2 separate regions of the Homo sapiens genome follow, and region 1 is linked to region 2. The links are chromatin loops, found by intact Hi-C in ENCODE. Cell type or tissue: HepG2. All regions are shown on one strand. Each heading gives the region's core, and the rest is flanking DNA. Links, peaks and the distances in the headings are about the cores only.

Region 1 (4,389 bases), core at 200-4,199, 270 kb before region 2:
TTTTCAGATAATTCCAAGATCTGTATCATCTCAGTGTTGGTGTCTGTTCATTGGTTTTTCCCATTCAAGTTGATTTTTCTGGTATGACAGGTGATTTTTTAAAAATTCTATCTTGGATATATTGAGTATTACATTATGAGACTGTATCTTATTTGAATCTTACGTTTAAGCTGGGTGCTGGAGAATCACTTGAGCCCAGGAGTTTAAGACCAGCCTGGGCAACACAGTGTGATCCCTTCTTAATTTTTATTTTAATTAGCTAGATGTGGTGGCATACACCTGTAGCCCAGCTATTCAAGAGGCCGGGGTGGGAGGATGGCTTGAACCCAGGAGGCTGAGGCTGCAGTGAGCTATGATTGCACCACTGCACTCCAGCCTGGATGACAGAGACCCTGTCTCTCAAAAAAAAAAAAAAGAAGAAGAAGAAGAAAAGAAAGAAAAAAATTGTATGTGTAGCAGGCCTTCTCCAACACCAAACTGCATGTGTAGCAGGCCTGTGGAGGGGGAGATGAGAGAGTTACCATCTCAATACTGCCAGGTGAGACTCCAGGTTCCCCACTTGGCCACTGTACCCTGTGGGTAGGGATATCTTGTTACTGCTCTTGTGGACTTCACTGATACATGATGGGAGGCTTCATTTCCATTGAGGGTTGGGGAAAGTCCTGGCTCCCCACCAGGTCTTTTCTGACACTACCCCAGTGAGGTAAGGAGCACCAAGTTAAAGTCAGTGAGGGTAGAAGTCCAGGCTTCCCATGTAGCCTTTGTTTCTGGGGTGGGGCATGATTTTTTCCATGGTGTGTGTCTGGGGTAGGGAGGTTATTTGCCTAAAAGTTTGCTGTTCTGCTGAGTTGTCCCTTTCTTCGTCTTTGATATGGAGAAAGCAGACTTTTCTTGGGGTCCTTTCTGCCTACTCTCACTGGTATTTCTGGATACTGCCTTCTCCAGCACTCAGTCCGGAATATATGAGGCAAATAGAAGACCCAGGATCCCATGTTCCCTAAACACCTTTTCTGTACTTTTCAAAGTCTTTGTATTTTTTTTTTATATATACAACCTGCAGAGTTTTAAAGCTGTACTTAGTAGAACTAGAAGTGTGTCTATTCCATCTTGATCCAGAACAGGAACTCTGTAAGTGTATTTTTACCCGTGAAGCTGGGGATTCAGTGGGCCATTTCAACCTAGAAGCCCACATCCTTCAGCACCGGGAAATTGTCTTAAATTATTTCACTGATTATTTCTTCATTTTTTTCCCCCTTTCTTTTTGGGACTCTGTTAGCTAGATGCTGACTCTCCTGGGCTTTCCTTTTTTTTTTTTCTGAGATGGAGTCTCGCTCTGTCACCCAGGCTGGAGTGCAGTGGCACGATCTCAGCTCACTGCAACCTCTGCCTCCCAGATTCAAGCAATTCTCCTGCCTCAGCTTCCTGAACAGCTGGAATTACAGGTGCCTGGCACCACACCCAGCTATCTTCTACTTGTTTTTATTGTTCTTTCTCTCCTAATTGATCCTTTTTCTAGGAAATGTTCAGAAAAGAGTGAACAGAGTGGGCCTGAGACTACCGTCCTTAAAAAGTCCTGTTTGCAGAGTTGACCCAGGCTGGTATATGGGAACTTGCATTTTGAGAGGGTTCCCCGCACTCCCCGTTAAGAATGGCTCACTGTGCCTAAATGGCTTTTGCAAACAGTATCGTTTGTGCTGAATGCCTGCTTTCCCTTTGGGAGGCTGAGATTTTCATACATGCTAGGCAGGGGGTGCTATGTGACCAGGCCTCAGCAAAAGCCCTAGGCAGTGAGTCCCTCATGGGCTTCCCCAGTGGACAGCATTTCACACGTTGCTGCACTGCATCAGGGAGGAGTTGAGCACCCCCTGTGTGTATCCCCTGGGAGAGGACTTCAGCAGCTTGTGCCTGCCCCCTTTGTTGTTTGCTTTGTCTCTTTTGCTGTAATAAATCACAGACACAAGTGCGCTGCACCCATGCTGAGTTCTGTGAGTTCTCCTAGCGAATCACTGAACTTGAGGGTGTCGGGGGCCTGGGACACAGCACTTCCAGCTTGCTTCATGGGCACTGTCGTCACGTGTGTAGTCCGCTTCCTTTAGGTTGATCTTCCTGTTTGTTTCACTCCACCTTCCAGGTCAGACGTTTTCCTCCACTGTCTGTTAATCCCCTGGCCCACTGCTCATGGCTGAGAGAGCACAGACCTAAAAGGCGAGCTTTGGGTGCACGGTGGGCTTCTCAGCTCTGAGCTTCACCATCGGGTGATCTGAGTGGGGCGTTGGTGGGAACCCCTGGGTTCTACAGGGCTTTCCTAGTTCCCTGCCTGGGGGGTCAGGGTCTAGCCTGCTGCATTCTGAATGCCCACAGACAGAAAGGAGCTGGGAATTTGCACTAAGCAGTGAGCATTTGGTCACCTAATCTCCCTATTTGGGAACGGCACAGATGCCCTCAACTATCCCCTATTCCAGAGACCCTCTGTTATTTTTTTTAAAAAACAAATTTTTCTACAGTAAAATTGATGTTTATCTTTTGGTTTATAGGTCTATAAATTTAAAATTATGTATAGATCAGGCCAGGTGCAGTGGCTAACACCTGTAATCCCAGCATTTTGGGAGGCTGAGGCAGGTGGATCATTTCAGGTCAGGAGTTTCAGACCAGCCTGGCCAACATGGGGGAAACCCTGTCTCTACTAAAAACACAAAAATCAGCTGAGCGTGGTGGCACGTGCCTGTGATCCCAGCTCCTCAGGAGGCTGAAGCAGGAGAATTGCTTGAGCCTGGGAGGCAGAGGTTGCCGTGAGCCAAGATCGCGCCATTGCACTCCAGCCTGGGCTATGAGAGAGAAACTCTGTCTCAGAAAAATAAAATAAAATCACGTATAGATCAATATTATCACCACTACAGTTAGGATACAGTTCTGTTACCCCAAACCCCTCCTTTGTACTCGCCCTTCATAATCACTTTTGCTTCACACACATAACCTCTGACAGCCACTGATGTGTTCTTTATGACTATAGTTTTAACTCTGGAAGAATGTCATGTAAATGGGGCTCTGTGTTTTGCAGCATCATGCAGCTGTAACCTTTGATTCAGCAGATAACAATGTGCATGGCCTCTCCACTCAAGGTAATGCCTTTCAGATTCATTCAAGTGGCCGCATCTATCGGTAGTTCTTTCCTTTTCATTGCTGAGCAGTATTCCATCACAAGGGTGTACCACAGTTTGTTCGTGCACTCATCAAAGGACATTTAGGTTGCTTCTAGTTTTTGGTAATTATGAATAGAGCTGCTTAAAAACAGTGTACACATGTTTTTATAGGAACATAAGTTTTCAGTTCTTTAGGGTAAATGCCAACAAATGAAATTGCTAGGCTATATGTTAAGTATATGCCTGACTATGAAAAACTGCCCACCATTTTCCAGTGCGGCTGATCACTCTGCATTCTCATCAGCAGTGAACAAGGGTTCTAGTTGCTCCCTACCCTCTCCAGAATGTGGTATTGTCAGTATTTTAAGTTTAGCCAGTCTAAGAAGTTTGTATTGTTATCATATCATGGTTTTAATTTGTAGTTCCCTGACGGATAATGATGTTGAGCATCTTTTGATGTGTTTATTTGCCATTTTACATCCCATTTGGTGAAATTTCTGCTCAAATTTTTGCTCATTTTTCAGTTGGGTTGTTTACTGTCTTACTGCTGAGTTTTGGGAGTTTTAAAAAATATATATTCTAGGCTGGGCACGGTGGCTCACGCCTGTAATCCCAACACTTTGGGAGGCTAAGGCGGGCGGATCACTTGAGGTCAGGAGTTCAAGACCAGCCTGGCCAACATGGTGAAACCCCATCTCTTCTAAAAACACAAAAATTAGCCAGGCCTGGTGGCGCGTGCCTGTAATCCCAGCTACTCAGGAGGCTGAGGCAGGAGAATTGCTTGAACTGGGGAGGTGGTGGTTGCAGTGAGCTGAGATTGAGCCACTGTACTCTAGCCTGGGCAATGGAGCGAGAGCCTGTCTCAGGGAAAAAAAAAAAAAAATTCCGGGATGGGCACGGTGGCTCACGCCTGTTATCCTGGCAATTTGGGAGGCTGAGGCAGGAGGATCACTTGAGCTCAGGAGTTCAAGACCAGCCTGGGCAACATGGTAAAACTCTGTCTCTACAAAAAAAAAAAAAAAAAAAAAAAAAAAGGAAAGAAAAGAAAAATTAGTGGGGCATGGTAGCACACACCTGTAGTCCCAGCTACTAGGGAAGCTGAGGTGGGAGGATCAGCTGAGCCCAGGGAGGTTGGGGCTGCAGTGAGCCATGATTGCACTACTGCACTCCAGCCCGGGGCAACAGAGCAAGACCCTGTCTCACCATAAATATATATATATAATAAATGTGTGTTTACATACACATTCTG
Region 2 (4,389 bases), core at 82-4,081:
CCTCAAAAAGTCTCAGAGGCAAAAATGTACTTTATCAAGCAACTGAGGGATTCCCTGAAACAATTATAGCTAATATTTACTGAGCATTTAGTACAGGTAGGTAACTTGGCTAAACTTTTATTAGCATATTTAATGCCTTCAACAACCCAGAGTGCTATGTGTAATTATCCCATGTAAGAATGCCCTCTTGGCCTGGCGAAGTGGCTCACACCTGTAATCCCAGCACTTGGGGAGGCCGAGGGGGGCGGATCACCTGAGATCAGGAATTCCAGACCAGCCTGGCCAACGTGGCGAAACCGCGTCTCTACTAAAAATACAAAATTAGCCAGGCATGGTGGCACACGCCTGTAATCCCAGCTACTCGAGAAGGTGTGGCAAGAGAATCGCTTGAACCTGGGAGGCAGAGGTTGTAGTGAGCCGAGATCGTGCCATTGCACTCCAGCCTGAGCAACAAGAGCAAAACTCTATCTCAAAATAAATAAATAAATAAAATACAAAAATTAGCGGGGTGTGGCCAGGTGCAGTGGCTCACGCCTGTAATCCCAGCACTTTGGGAGGCCGAGGTGGGCGGATCACGAGGTCAGGAGTTCGAGACCAGCCTGGCCAATATGATGAGACCCCATCTCCCTAAAAATACAAAAATTAGCTGGGCGTGGTGGCACGTGCCTGTAGTCCTAGCTACTAGGGAGGCTGAGGCAGAAGAATCGCTTGAACCTGGGAGATGGAGGTTGCAGTGAGCCATGATTATGCCACTACACTCCAGCCTGGGCAACAGAGCAAGACTCCATCTCAAAAAAAAAAAAATTAGCTGGGTGTGGTGGCATGCACCTGTAATCCCAGATACTTGGGAGGTTGAAGCAGGAGAATCACTTGAACCCAGGAGACAGACGTTGCAGTGAGCCGAGATCGCACCATTGCACTCCAGCCTGGGCAACAAGAGTGAAACTCCGTCTCAGGAAAAAAAAAAAAAAAAAAAAAAAAAGAATACCCTCTTCTCCAGTGCCTGGCACACTAGTAAAGGCTCAGTATGGTTGTTGCTTTAGGATGGAGGACTAACACTTCTTTCAAGTTCAAATAGGCGATTTCCAAACTCAATGCCAATTCTGAAACTGCTACTACTTATTTTTCAGGCAGTGGAAACACCTTTCTGGATGATTCTAAGGCAGAACTTGGCTCAAACTCTCAATGTTGCCACTGTTTTCGATATTAACCCGAAAAGCCTAAGATATACCAAAATCAGAAGAAGCCATTGAGACTATGTATGCTTACAGTAGAAAGGCATTCAGCATCAGCAAATAGGTCGAGTGCCTCCTGCTTCCCAGGCCAAATTTTCTGACCCCCCGCCAACAAAAACTAGCTTTCAAGAGGGCTCAGGCTGTCACAATGATTGGCATTCTTTGCTGTAAGTACTACAGTATTGACCTTGAAATTTTTATCCTTGAAAATTGAGTTTCATGAATGTTTATCAAATGTCTTGGTTCCAGGTTAAAAAAGTCTTTTTTTTTCTATGTGCTAGTCTGCCCTTATACCCTTACAAAAGAACTTGTCTTTAAGCCATAATTTAAATATTTACAAAAAATTTAAAATTAACACCTGTCCATGGTACAAAGCTCAGAAAACCCAACGGTCTTAGATGAAAACTGTCTCCTCCCATCCTTGTTCCGTATCTCTCCATTCCCTTCCTTAGGCTGGGCGATCGCTATTACCATTACCGCTATACTATGCTTACACATTCATATCTTCATTTATGTGGGTCTTCTTGTTTAAAAACACAAAGGCATATCTATACACATTTTCCTGTGCTTTGCTTTCTTTCACTTAATTTATCTCAGAGCTGGTTCCACATTAGTACATAAACTGCAGCTTTGCTCTTTTTAACGGTGGCAGGCCATTCCTCTGAAAGATGGCCTGATTTATTTCACCAGTTCCTGGTTTTGCGGCTCAGGATGGGAAAAAGGAAGTCTGAGTGAATCGCGTTGAGGTTACTAGGAATTGCCATGCTGCCCACCTCCCGAAGTGTTAGGAGGTAACATCTCATCGTCTCATCGCACTCCAGTGGAGTGTCGCGAAGTTGCAACTCGGCCCCAAGGCGGCCCGCACTTCCACCCGCACACAAAGGCAGGTCGCAGCCCCGCACGCGGGGACAGGGCCAGCAAGGGGCGGGGACCCTCGGGGCCGCCGCCTCCGCAGCCCCGCGTGTGGGACCCTGGGGCGGGCCGCCATCTTGTGGTGCGGCCGCCGCCTGCCAGGAGACACCTAGCAACTCCGCAGCGGCCATCTTTTACAAGAAACCTTCGCTGCAACCGCTGCGTCACATCACCGCGTCTCCCAGGGACAGGAAAGCCTCTCCGTGTTTGGTGAAGCTTCAGGGGAAGCAGTCATCCTGTCGTCGCATACGGCAAAATCCTCCATTGCCGTAGCCGTTCGGCTGACGTGACAAGGGAGGTGCAGGCCAACACGGCGACTCCGCGCCCTCTGGCGGCAGTGCCGGAGCAGCGGCGCTGTCTTTGACCTATCCGGCATTCGGCTTCCGGGACCGCTTGGCGGCTGTGAATGCAGAGCTGGGGCGACGTGGGGCTCGCTTCCTGGGACTGGGTGTGAGCTTGCGCAGTGAGCCATATGGGGGTCATGGCCTGGCGTGGGGGCGTGGCCGGGTGGGGCCGCTGGATTTGGTGCTGGAAAGCTAGGGAAGTAGTCGTGCGTTTAAGAACGGCCGGCCGGCGGGGTGGCTCAAGCATGTAATCCCAGCACTTTGGGAGGCCGAGGCGGGCGGACCACGAGGTCAGGGGTTCGAGACCAGCCTGGCCAACATGGCGAAACCCCGTCTCTACTAAAAATACAAAAATTAGCCAGCGTGGTGGCGTCTGTAGTCCCAGCTACTTGGAAGCCTGAGGCAGGAGAATTGCTTGAACCCAGGAGGCAGAGGTTGCAGTGAGCCGAGATCGTGCCACTTCACTCCAGCCTGTGCAACAGAGGGACACTCGTCCCCCCCCAAAAAAAAGCCCGGGCTGGGTGGCTTACACCTGTAATCCCAGTACTTTGGGAGGCCGAGGCAGGCGGATCATCTGAGGTCGGGAGTTCGAGACCAGCTTCATCAACATGGAGAACTCACCCATCTCTACTAAAAATACAAAATTAGCTGGGCATGATGGCGCATGCCTGTAATCCCAGCTACTCAGGAGGCTGAGGCAGGAGAATTGCTTGAACCCAGGAGGTGGAGGTTGCGGTGAGCTGAGATTGCACCATTGCACTCCAGCCTGGGCAGCAAGAGTGAAACTTTGTCTCTCTCTCTCTTTCTGTCTCTGGCACATACACACACACACGCACACACACGGGCCTCCTGTGGTCTCACTTGGTCCTCTTTGTGACAGTGCCATTGTTACCATTTACAGAGGAGGAACTGAAGCTCATGGTTGAGCCTCTCACTTGCCCACTTTGCCAAACCCTGGTAGGGATGGGATTAGAGGCTCCTTTTCTTTCGTGAAATGAGACAACGATCTGGGGGATCGTTGGAAGGATTAAAATGAGTATTCAGATTACAATGCTGGATTCTTAATAGTGTCCTCTGTTAATAATAATAATAATGTAGTAGCAACAGTCACGTAGTCTTTACAGTCACAGGTGCATGTGTGTAGATGGGGTTCTCTCTGTATTAGCCAGGCTGGTCTCCAACTCCTGGCCTCAGGCTATCTTCGCACCTCTGCCTCCCTTAGTGCTGGTATTACAGATGTGAGCCACTACACCAGCCTGCAGTTTTTACTACAACTCTGTGAGGTGATTAGTACTAGCATTCCCATTTGACAAATAAGGACAGTGAAGAAAGCAGAAGTAACTTGGCCAAGGTCACAGAACAGCCATAGCAATTCCTGGGTGGTGTGGAGTGGAAGGCTCTGGCCTTAACTGCTACACATTGTCTCTGGTAACAAGGCCCTGCCTGAAGTATATTCCGGCTTCTAGAGGTTGCAAGGAAATGGACCACTCATCAGTTCTTGCAGCCTCCTTATGATCTACAGTGGGACTTCGCAAAGGCAGGCCTAGTAGGAAAACAAAGAGAAGAGGGTTGGAAGAAGGGAAGGATTGGGGCTCAGAAATTATGAGGGAATGGACTAGAAAGGATAGAAACAAAGCTCTTGGGCAGGTGCAGTGGCTCACACCTGTAATCCCAGCACTTTGGGAGGGCAAGATGGGAGAATCAATTGAGGTCAGAAGTTCTAGGCCAGCCTGGCCAACATGGTGAAACCCCATCTCTACTAAAAATACAAAAAAAGAAAAAAGAAAAAAGAAAAAATGGGTCGGGAGCAGTGGCTCACACCTGTAATCCCAGCACTTTGGGAGGCTGAGGCGGGCGGATTACCTGAGGTCAGGAGTTTTATACCAGCCTGGCCAACA

What was found. Hi-C counts contacts between places; a loop is a spot of excess contacts. Peaks named below come from ENCODE experiments on the same cell type or tissue, not always from the same donor. Only the 100,000 strongest peaks of a DNase experiment are listed, where the experiment ranks them.
Region 1: it touches region 2 in a loop (8-fold over the local background); 3 of 110 quality-filtered maps call a loop at or near these places.

Annotation. Positions count from the first base shown.
Region 1 is chr3:128,948,163-128,952,551 of GRCh38, reverse strand. The region is part of intron 9 of CFAP92 (cilia and flagella associated protein 92 (putative)); the gene reads left to right. Among named protein-coding and RNA genes, the nearest start is that of CFAP92, 44 kb to the left of the region's middle. In HepG2, for the core only: a CTCF peak has its summit at 1,758; a DNase peak (open chromatin) is centred at 1,771.
Region 2 is chr3:128,678,962-128,683,350 of GRCh38, reverse strand. No RefSeq gene overlaps it. Among named protein-coding and RNA genes, the nearest start is that of RPN1, 30 kb to the right of the region's middle. RefSeq lists a silencer at 1,975-2,194 and enhancers at 2,255-2,424, 2,535-2,664, 2,139-2,831. In HepG2, for the core only: CTCF peaks have their summits at 2,190 (motif pointing left) and 2,483 (motif pointing left); a DNase peak (open chromatin) is centred at 2,650; H3K4me3 peaks cover 987 bases.